Regions from separate parts of the Homo sapiens genome. Here all the other regions are linked to region 3. A link is a contact called in ENCODE Hi-C or POLR2A ChIA-PET data. All regions are on one chromosome and are shown on one strand. The core of a region is the stretch at or near the end of the contact, and the rest is flanking DNA. Distances in the headings are between cores, read along the strand shown.

Evidence for each region. A loop is a pair of places that touch in the nucleus more often than their neighbours do. ChIA-PET counts read pairs that join two places held with the same protein, here RNA polymerase II (POLR2A). Pooled maps may share reads with other maps.
Region 1: a loop to region 3 is called in a map of CD8-positive, alpha-beta T cell, with 8 times the contacts of the local background. The contact joins the promoter of CCDC85C here to the promoter of WDR20 in region 3. A Hi-C loop is called at or near these places in 1 of 168 maps with a recorded cell type or tissue (CD8-positive, alpha-beta T cell) and 4 of 50 pooled maps. POLR2A ChIA-PET finds 5 or more read pairs at or near these places in 1 of 52 experiments (GM12878).
Region 2: a map of CD8-positive, alpha-beta T cell shows a loop between it and region 3 (16-fold over the local background). The contact joins the promoter of CYP46A1 here to the promoter of WDR20 in region 3. A Hi-C loop is called at or near these places in 2 of 168 maps with a recorded cell type or tissue (CD8-positive, alpha-beta T cell and naive thymus-derived CD4-positive, alpha-beta T cell), 2 of 37 single-sample maps with no recorded cell type and 8 of 50 pooled maps.

Annotation. Positions count from the first base shown.
Region 1 is chr14:99,602,757-99,605,456 of GRCh38, reverse strand. It overlaps CCDC85C (coiled-coil domain containing 85C), which reads left to right and starts at 1,250. Exons shown (of 6, transcript NM_001144995.2): 1 at 1,250-2,290. The coding sequence starts at 1,498. It also overlaps a transcript of HHIPL1 not described here. RefSeq lists silencers at 46-195, 376-445, 506-645, 786-1,315 and enhancers at 1,576-1,695, 2,402-2,700.
Region 2 is chr14:99,682,801-99,685,624 of GRCh38, reverse strand. It overlaps CYP46A1 (cytochrome P450 family 46 subfamily A member 1), which reads right to left and starts at 1,327. Exons shown (of 15, transcript NM_006668.2): 1 at 1,089-1,327. The coding sequence starts at 1,207. RefSeq lists a silencer at 943-1,522 and an enhancer at 2,763-2,824.
Region 3 is chr14:102,138,634-102,141,387 of GRCh38, reverse strand. WDR20 (WD repeat domain 20) reads right to left here and starts at 1,491. Exons shown (of 3, transcript NM_144574.4): 1 at 1,216-1,491. The coding sequence starts at 1,464. It also overlaps a transcript of HSP90AA1 not described here. RefSeq lists enhancers at 1,236-1,395, 1,406-1,455 and a silencer at 2,056-2,251.

The sequences.
Region 1 (2,700 bases), core at 1-2,500, 2.5 Mb after region 3:
CGTGGGCCGCTCACTGTCGCGTGCGCGGATTTGATCTCGTTGCAGGTTCCGGGGGAGGGACCCCCCCCCGCCCCGCCCCGCCCCGCCTGCTGGCGGTAGACGCGCCGTAAATGCGCTTTGGGGACCGGAGGATAACGAGACAGACTTACAGGCAGTGGGAAGCCCGGGGGTCCCGCGAGGCCGCCGGTGGGGAGTTCTGTGGCCGGCTCGGCGCCCCCGGACCCCGGCGTTCAGGCCCCAGTGGGAGACCTTCCCACCCTTCCCAGTGGTTTCCACCCCGCGAATTGCAGATTATCTCCCGAATCCCAGGGATTTAGCGGTCGAGTGAGCGGAGGTGGAGCGGGGCTCCGAGCGCCGCTCCGGGCAGGGGGCAGGTTCCCGGAGCTCTCGCCCCATCGGGGCAGAGAGTACTGACCGCGCTGCGGGACGCGGCTGGCAAGGCCCTGGCCCTGCAGGGGCGCGGACGCCAGCGTTTAGCTCAGCCCTGGGCTAGGAGTGGAGACGCAGCCCCGCCGCGTGCTCCGGCAGGGGACCCGGGTGGGGACGGGGGCGGAGGAGCCTGGGGGCAGGGAAGGGGACAAAGAGCCGCCCTGCTGCGGGGAAGAGCGACCCCCATGTCACAGTCCTATTGTTCGCTGTGTCTCCGACTGCCCTGAACTCTGGTGCCCCCGGGAGGGAGAAGGGGCGCCGTCGCCCGGATCGTGGGTATTTGTTTATCTGGGGAGAGGGAAGAGGACCGGGGACGCGGGCCGGGGAGGGGGCTCGACTGCTATTTTCGCGCGTCGCCTTTAAGGGAAGCCCGGCCCTACCTTTCCCACCGTCCCCCTCCCCGCAGCCGTACCTGCATTTTAAAAGCGCCCTGTAGCCCTGGGATTGGCTAAGGCCGCGTCCTCCGGGCGCAGAAACTTGAACCGCCGGGAGCCGGCCGCGGGCGGGGGTCGGAAACCCCGCGGATGGACCGTACCACCGCCGCAGCTTCCCCCGCGCGCGCCCCGCCCCTCCCGCACACCCCCGGAGCGGCCCAATCGCCCGGCCGGGAGGGCGGGACCGCGGCCGGAACGCGCCTCTGAGAGGGCACTGGACGGGCGGGCGCACCGCGCAGGGGGACGGCGGGGGCCGCGCCTCTGCTCCCCAGTCGCCCTCGGGGGCGGGGCCGGGCCTCGGAGACCCGCCCACTCTCCGCCCGGGGTGGGCGGGGCGGCGGGGGCTCCGGGAGCTGGGCCGGGGGCGGGCCTCCGCCTGCTTCTCCAGAACCCTGAGAGCGCCCGGCACCGCGGCCGCCGACGCAGCAGCCGCCTCCGCTCGTCAACCCCGAGGCGCGCGGGCTCCCGGGCGGCCCCGGCGGGCGCGGCGAGAGGACGCGCCAGGCGGCGCGGGGCGGGCCGCACGCGCCCCCGGCCGCCCCCCGCCCGCGCGCGGACCGGCCCAGCGGAGCCCCGGCGCGGGGAAGCGCCGGCCGGGCGAGGGCGAGGGCGATGCCGCGGTGACGGCCCCGCCATGGCTAAGCCCGCGGCGACGGCGGCGGCGGCGTCGGAGGAGCTGAGCCAGGTGCCGGACGAGGAGCTGCTGCGCTGGAGCAAGGAGGAGCTGGCGCGGCGGCTGCGGCGCGCCGAGGGCGAGAAGGTGGGCCTCATGCTGGAGCACGGCGGCCTGATGCGCGACGTGAACCGGCGGCTGCAGCAGCACCTGCTGGAGATCCGCGGCCTCAAGGACGTGAACCAGCGGCTGCAGGACGACAACCAGGAGCTGCGCGAGCTCTGCTGCTTCCTCGACGACGACCGGCAGAAGGGGCGCAAGCTGGCGCGCGAGTGGCAGCGCTTCGGGCGCCACGCGGCCGGCGCCGTGTGGCACGAGGTGGCCCGCTCGCAGCAGAAGCTGCGCGAGCTCGAGGCGCGCCAGGAGGCCCTGCTGCGCGAGAACCTGGAGCTCAAGGAGCTGGTGCTGCTGCTGGACGAGGAGCGCGCGGCACTGGCGGCGACGGGGGCCGCAAGCGGTGGCGGCGGCGGCGGGGGCGGCGCCGGCTCCCGCAGCTCCATCGACAGCCAGGCCAGCCTGAGCGGGCCGCTGTCGGGTGGCGCGCCCGGCGCGGGGGCCCGCGACGTGGGCGACGGCAGCAGTACGTCCAGCGCGGGCAGCGGCGGCAGCCCCGACCACCACCACCACGTCCCACCCCCGCTGCTGCCCCCCGGGCCGCACAAGGCCCCCGACGGCAAGGCAGGAGCCACACGTCGGTCCCTGGACGACTTGTCGGCGCCGCCGCACCACCGCAGCATCCCCAACGGCCTGCACGGTAAGGACTACACGGGCCGGGCAGCGCGGGTCTCCCTGGCTGCAGCCCTTTTCCCAGGCTGCGGCGAGAGGAGGTGGTCCCTGGCTGTCCCACTCATGCGGCCGCCACTCCAGACTCCTCCAGCTGTCATGGATCCTGGGCCAGGGGATCCCGCACTCACCCAAAGTGGGGCTTTGGGCGGTGGTGGGCCGGTTCAGTGGTGGAGCGTCTTTTTGTCCAGCTCAGAACCTGCTGCCGGTCCGGTCCCAGAAAAGTTTCTAGCGGGTGTAGTTGCCAAAATTAGGGTCTGTCACTGCTGGGCTGGCGGTGGGCGCCTCATCCCAGCCTTGGAAATCCTTGCCTAGTAGCGGGAAGTTCTAAACAGCAAAGGATACAAGGCCCCTTGAGCGCAAGTGAATTTCCCCTCTTGC
Region 2 (2,824 bases), core at 78-2,577, 2.5 Mb after region 3:
ATTCATTCATTCAACAAATATTTATTGAGATCTGCAACACGCCAGGCACTGGGGATACACAAGCGAACACAGAGTGTCCCTGTCCTCCCGGGGCTCACATTCTAGAGGGGGAGACAGTCAACAGGTGAACAGACAGTCAACAGGTGGAAAGAAGGTAACCTCAGAGGTGATGGCCCCTGAGAAGTCTGGGGCTGGGTGGTCTTTACACAAGGTGCTGGGCAAGGCCTGTTTGAGACAAGCAGAGGAAGAAGCCCGCCAGGCCCAGGCTTGAGAAAAGGACCCGGGGGGAGGGAAGCTGCGGGGGGGGCGGGGGGAGGGGGAGGCTGGGAGAAGAAAGGCTGGGGGCAGTAGTGAGAAAGCAAGAGGAAAGAGCAAGCTGCAGAGTGGGTTCTGAGTGCTCGGCAGGGGCCTCGCGGGCCATGCAGCCGACTTAATTTAGAACTGCATTTAGTTGTCAAGTGATGGGAAGCCCTTGGAGCAGGGAAATGACACATTTAATTTAAGCTTCACAAAGCTAAGCTGGGGGTGGGGGGGGGTTGGCAAGTTGAGGGGGGTGTAAGTTGCGTGGGGGTGGGGACCAAGAATGCAATTGTAAGTACTAAGGAGAAGACAAATGGGGTGTCCCAGAACAGAAATACAAGCAAAAGGAAACATGACTGAAGTACAGCGTGCTCCAATCCAGGCTGACCCTGTCCAAGTCCCAAAGTTAACAGCGCCCACTTTGGAGGCAGGCTGACCTGGGCTTAAATCTAGGCTTACCAACCGTGTGACCTTGGGCAGGTGACTTCGCCTCTGAGCGCCTCAGTCTCCTCGTCTGAACGATGGGTTAACAATAGCGCCTACCTGAAAGGGCTGTGGCTGCCATCACGTTTGTGGGGCCCAGCTGTGCGCGGTGGGCGCCCAGCAGCTGCTGCGGCTGTGAGTAATTTGTTACTAAGAATAGTTAGCGCCCCTCTCGGGGCCGCCGACTCCCAGCGGCCGCGCGCACTAGGCGAGGCCGGACCCCCGGCCTGGACGCCGGCTTAGACGCTGTCCCCAGGCCCCCAGTCCCAGCACCCCAGCCAGGCCCCGCCCCCAGCCCCGCTCACCTGGGCCGCGGCGGCCCGGGGATGTGCTCGTAGCGGCTGCGAGCGCGGTGCACGAAGGTGCAGCAGAGGCCGAAGGCGAGCAGGACGGCGCTGCCGAGCAGCAGCAGCCCGGGGCTCATGGCTCCGGGGCAGGGCAGGCCAGGCCAGGGTCGGGCCGGGCGCCGAGGGGGCCGGGAGGCCGCGAGCCGACTCAGCTGTCAGCGCCGCGCGCCGCCTCGGCCCCAGGCCAGGCGCGACCCAGCACCCTCCCCGCCCGCTCGGCTCCGCCCCCGCCGACTCCGACCCCTCCCAGGGCGCACAGTCCCCGCCAACCACGTCTCCGCCTCCGGCTCCGGCGCTCCGGGCCCTCCCCCGCCCCGCCCCGCCCCCCAGAGCTCCGCCCCAACCTCCACACCGCCCCAGCCCAGGCCCCACCCCGAGCATGTGGTCTTCACCAATCACAACTCCGCTTCTGGCTCAGCCCCCCAGGCTCCGCCCCCACCTCTTCAGACTCAGGTCCGCCCCAGCAGCAGCTCCGCCCAGAACGCGTTGTCCCTGGCAACGCCGATCCTCAGCGCTCTGGCCCGGCGGCGGCGCGAAGTCCTGCTGGCTGGCTCCGCCCGCTTCGGCGCCTCCAAATAACGGCATCTTTCCGCGCGCGGTCTTAGGCCCCTTCCTTTTTCCCCCAAACCTGCCCGGAAACCCCATCCCAGCCTGCAAAAGTCCGCATAACGCCGACTGTTCCCAAACTTCTCCTTGGAACCCCAGACCCCCAAAGTTGTTCTCCAGTTGCCCCGGGGCGCCTCCTCCGCCCGGACAGTCCACGCCTAGCGCCCGTGGTCCGCCAGCGGGGCCCGCGGGCTGGTGGCAGGATCCTGCGGGACCCAGGGACGCCTGTGTCTGCGACCGAGAGCGCACGGCGTGGCCGGAGGCTGTTCTCCCAGAGACTCGGGGGCCTGCGGACCCTCCTAGACCAGGCGAAGCCCCATCTGAGGCGCTGGCTCAGGCCCGAAGGAGTTGGAGTTGGAGGGATGAAAATCTGGGTCCGCCCTCCAGGGAAAGCGGGAAATGTGCCGGGGAGGCGGGGGTAGCGGAGGAGAAGGTATTTTCGAAATAATGACCAGGGCTTCCCCCTCTGTCGTAACCCGCGTCTCCTTGCCCATCCCGTATGAAGATGAGGCCAATTCTGGGCGTTTTAGTTCCCAATTCCTATCCCGAGGGACCACCCAGCGTGAAAGTCGTGGCAGGGGAAGGCCAGGTGTGCCCACTCCTAGCCCAGGTAAAGGTCCCCCGGGCTGGAGGTAGAGGCCCAGGGAGTGTAGATGCTGCTGGGTTTCTGAGAAGAGGCAATGCCCCTGCCCCACGCTTGAGCCAGTCCTGGAGAGGTTGGGGGTTGGAAAACGAAGGGGACCTTGGTACCGCCTTCCCAGGTATAGTTAGGGACATGGGACATGGCTGTTAGGGGTGTGGGCTGAGGGGCGACGGAGACGGCCAAGTCTTAAGAGCCGTGCCCAGCACGGAGGAGGCGGGACTTCTGCCCTCGGGGCCACCGCAGCCTGGACAGGTGGGCAGCAGAGCATCCATCCCCCCGGCGCCTGGCCCGGCCGCCCAGTTGGACTCGGGGATGTTGGCTTGCTATGGCGCCCCCGTGTGGCGGCGGTGACAGGCAGCCGCAGGCCCACAGGGTAACTCAGGCTGGCCCTGCTGGGGTGAGGTGTGGAACGGAGCCACCAGGTCCCCTGTGGGCTGTGAAAGCT
Region 3 (2,754 bases), core at 242-2,741:
AAGAAACAACTTTGCTACATTTAGATACCACTGTCATTTCCCTAGCTCTTGTAACAAGCGAAAATCCTGTACTGGATCTGGCTATATTAAATCCTGAAGAATGTTCACTCTTCAATATGAACAATTTATTTTCATGCTAACATGCATTTACGACTTAATCTTTTATCACCTTGTCCTATTTGGAGGTGCTGTGGGATGCATTAATTTCCTCACTCTTCCATGACATCAAGTCAAAGACTACAATCTCAAAAATAAGCAATTCTCAGTGAAAACATAGTTACATAGCCAATGAAAGAAAAACTCTAATAAATGGCTGCTTTTAAAGAGATACTTTTAAAGGATGCTTACATGTTTCACAGAATTACCGGTAACTCGCCCGCCAAGAAGGATGGTCCCTTTAAAGCAGCTTTTAAAGCATATCACTCCCTGTTTGGGACACAGTCTGACTTGTTGGACAAGATTAATCTGGGCACTCTCACACAACCCCTCTGAACCAGCTTAGTTCACTGGAAACATCATTTCAACTGTAGTACTCAGCCCTTCGCATACTACAAGGGACAAGATGACTCTCCTTAACAATCTTTCAGAAGGTCCCCACGGCGGAGACAGTGACAGCCGTCCTCCCGCGGATGTTTTTGGAAATAGAAATGTTAACACCAGGAGAGGCTCCTAGGAAGTGTCAGTGCGGCAGCAGGTGGAGTAGCCCTGCGTGCCGAGCAGGTTCTTTCTGACCTAGTCTCAATGCTCCGCTTCCCGGCCCCGGTTCCGCCTTACAGAGATCTTGTTAAGCCGTCTTGCGTCCCTGTTCTCTAACCCAGGGCGAGACTTCCAACCCTCCAGGGAGGCGAGGCAATCGAAGCAGACAAGACGGCCACCTCACCTCTTCCGGGGACTCGCAGGCCCGCTCCCTGGCCATGTCAGAGCCTGATGGACCAGGCTGGAGGGGACGCAGCCGGCTCCCCCGGGAGCCTCCCAGCCAGAACCCCCGCGCCCCACGGTCCCTTTCCACTGCCCCCACCCCTTCGAAACGCCACCGCCACCACCCTCCTTACTCCTGAATCCCCTCTCCTCAGGAGTACCCCAGTGGAGTTACCGGCCCACTCAAAAGTAAGAGCGACGGCCACCCCTCTCGGTCACCCTGGCCCCACTGTCACCGCCCTGCTCCCGGCCTCTGCCTACGCCGCTGGCTGGCTCCGGTGACGCCCGGGTCGGTACCTTGCGGACCCCCTTGTAGATATAGAAGTACAGCTCCCGGCCCACATTGAAGCAGAGGCGGTCGCCGTTGCCAGACTGGTCGTTGAGGTTTACGAAGGAGACGCGGACAGGGTTGGATCCCTGCGAGTTGAAGGGCACCCGGTTGGGCCGGCTGTACTCCGAGTGCGGCAGCAGCTTGTACAGACCTTCCCGGGTGGTGAATTGGGTCTTAATCTCGTTCATCTCCTTCCCTCCTCCCTCCGTCGCCATCTTGGAAAGCAGCGTTCATCCTGCCCTAAGTGCCCGGATCACGCCCACCGCGCAGGCGCTGTTCCTGGTGCTCCCTCTTCCCCCACCCCCTGCCTCTTCCTTCTCGCCCCTCCCACCCGCGGGCCAGCCCTGCGAGGGCGGGCCAAAGGGAAGGGGTGGGCTTGTTTACGGCCCGACTGCGCAGGCGTGCTCACCTGGCGTGCTCCACCCGACTGGGCGTCCGCAGGCTCCTCCCCCGGGTGTGGCCTCCGGGCGGCATGGCTGCTTCCCAGGTGATGCCGGCTTCAGCTAGTGGGGTCTAGTTGACCGTTCCGCAGCCGCCAGGGCCAGCGGAAAGCCGGTCAGGGGGAACCGCGGCGGGGCTGGTGTCATGAGCCTGAGGTGAACTTGAGGGTGCCTCCTCAGCGGTCTCCCGCCCTGCCCTGAGGGGCGCCGGGACCCCAAAGAGCGGAGGAAGAGCGCCACCCCGACGGCCACCGCTTCGGAGCCAGCACGCGGGGTACCCTACGGGGAGCGCGGATGCCCCCGTGTTCGGGCGGGGACGGCTCCACCCCTCCTGGGCCCTCCCTTCGGGACAGGGACTGTCCCGCCCAGAGTGCTGAATACCCGCGCGACCGTCTGGATCCCCGCCCAGGAAGCCCCTCTGAAGCCTCCTCGCCGCCGTTTCTGAGAAGGTACCAAGGGACTCAAGATTTACGCTTCACTATGTTTTATTTCAGGCGGGGTAGGGGGAGAGAAGAATGTGGTACAGCATAGGTGTTCTCAAGCCAGATATCCTAATTCCTGCGTGTGATGAGCACTGGCGGCCTCCGCTTCTTAGCGGAGGTTTGTCCTCTCCAGCTGTTCAGAAACACGGGGCGGGGAAGCGCTTTGGGAACCGGGGACTGAATCTTTTTAGGATTCACTGATCTTGCTCAGTAGGTTACGAAGAGCTCTTAATAAAATTTAAGGTAATTGTTTTTTTTTCCAGAAGCCTCAGGTGGAGTCTGTGAGATTATTTACTAGTAGATCCATAGGGATAGTTGTATGCATGTAATGTACAGGGTCTAGATTTATAAGGACGGGCACACGTGTCAAAGTAAGATTCAACAATCACTATTTTATACCTGGGTTTCTTGGCATGTTACACCAGAATAAGAAAGCTTCTAAAGTGACAGAAACATTCTAATAGAATTCCAGGGAGGGGGGAAGCCAACATTTGTAACACCAAGAATGATCTATTCCTGGAAGTTCAGATTATATCTGGAGGGGCACAAAAGAAGTGAATGGAGAGAATTTCTAAAGTAGGAG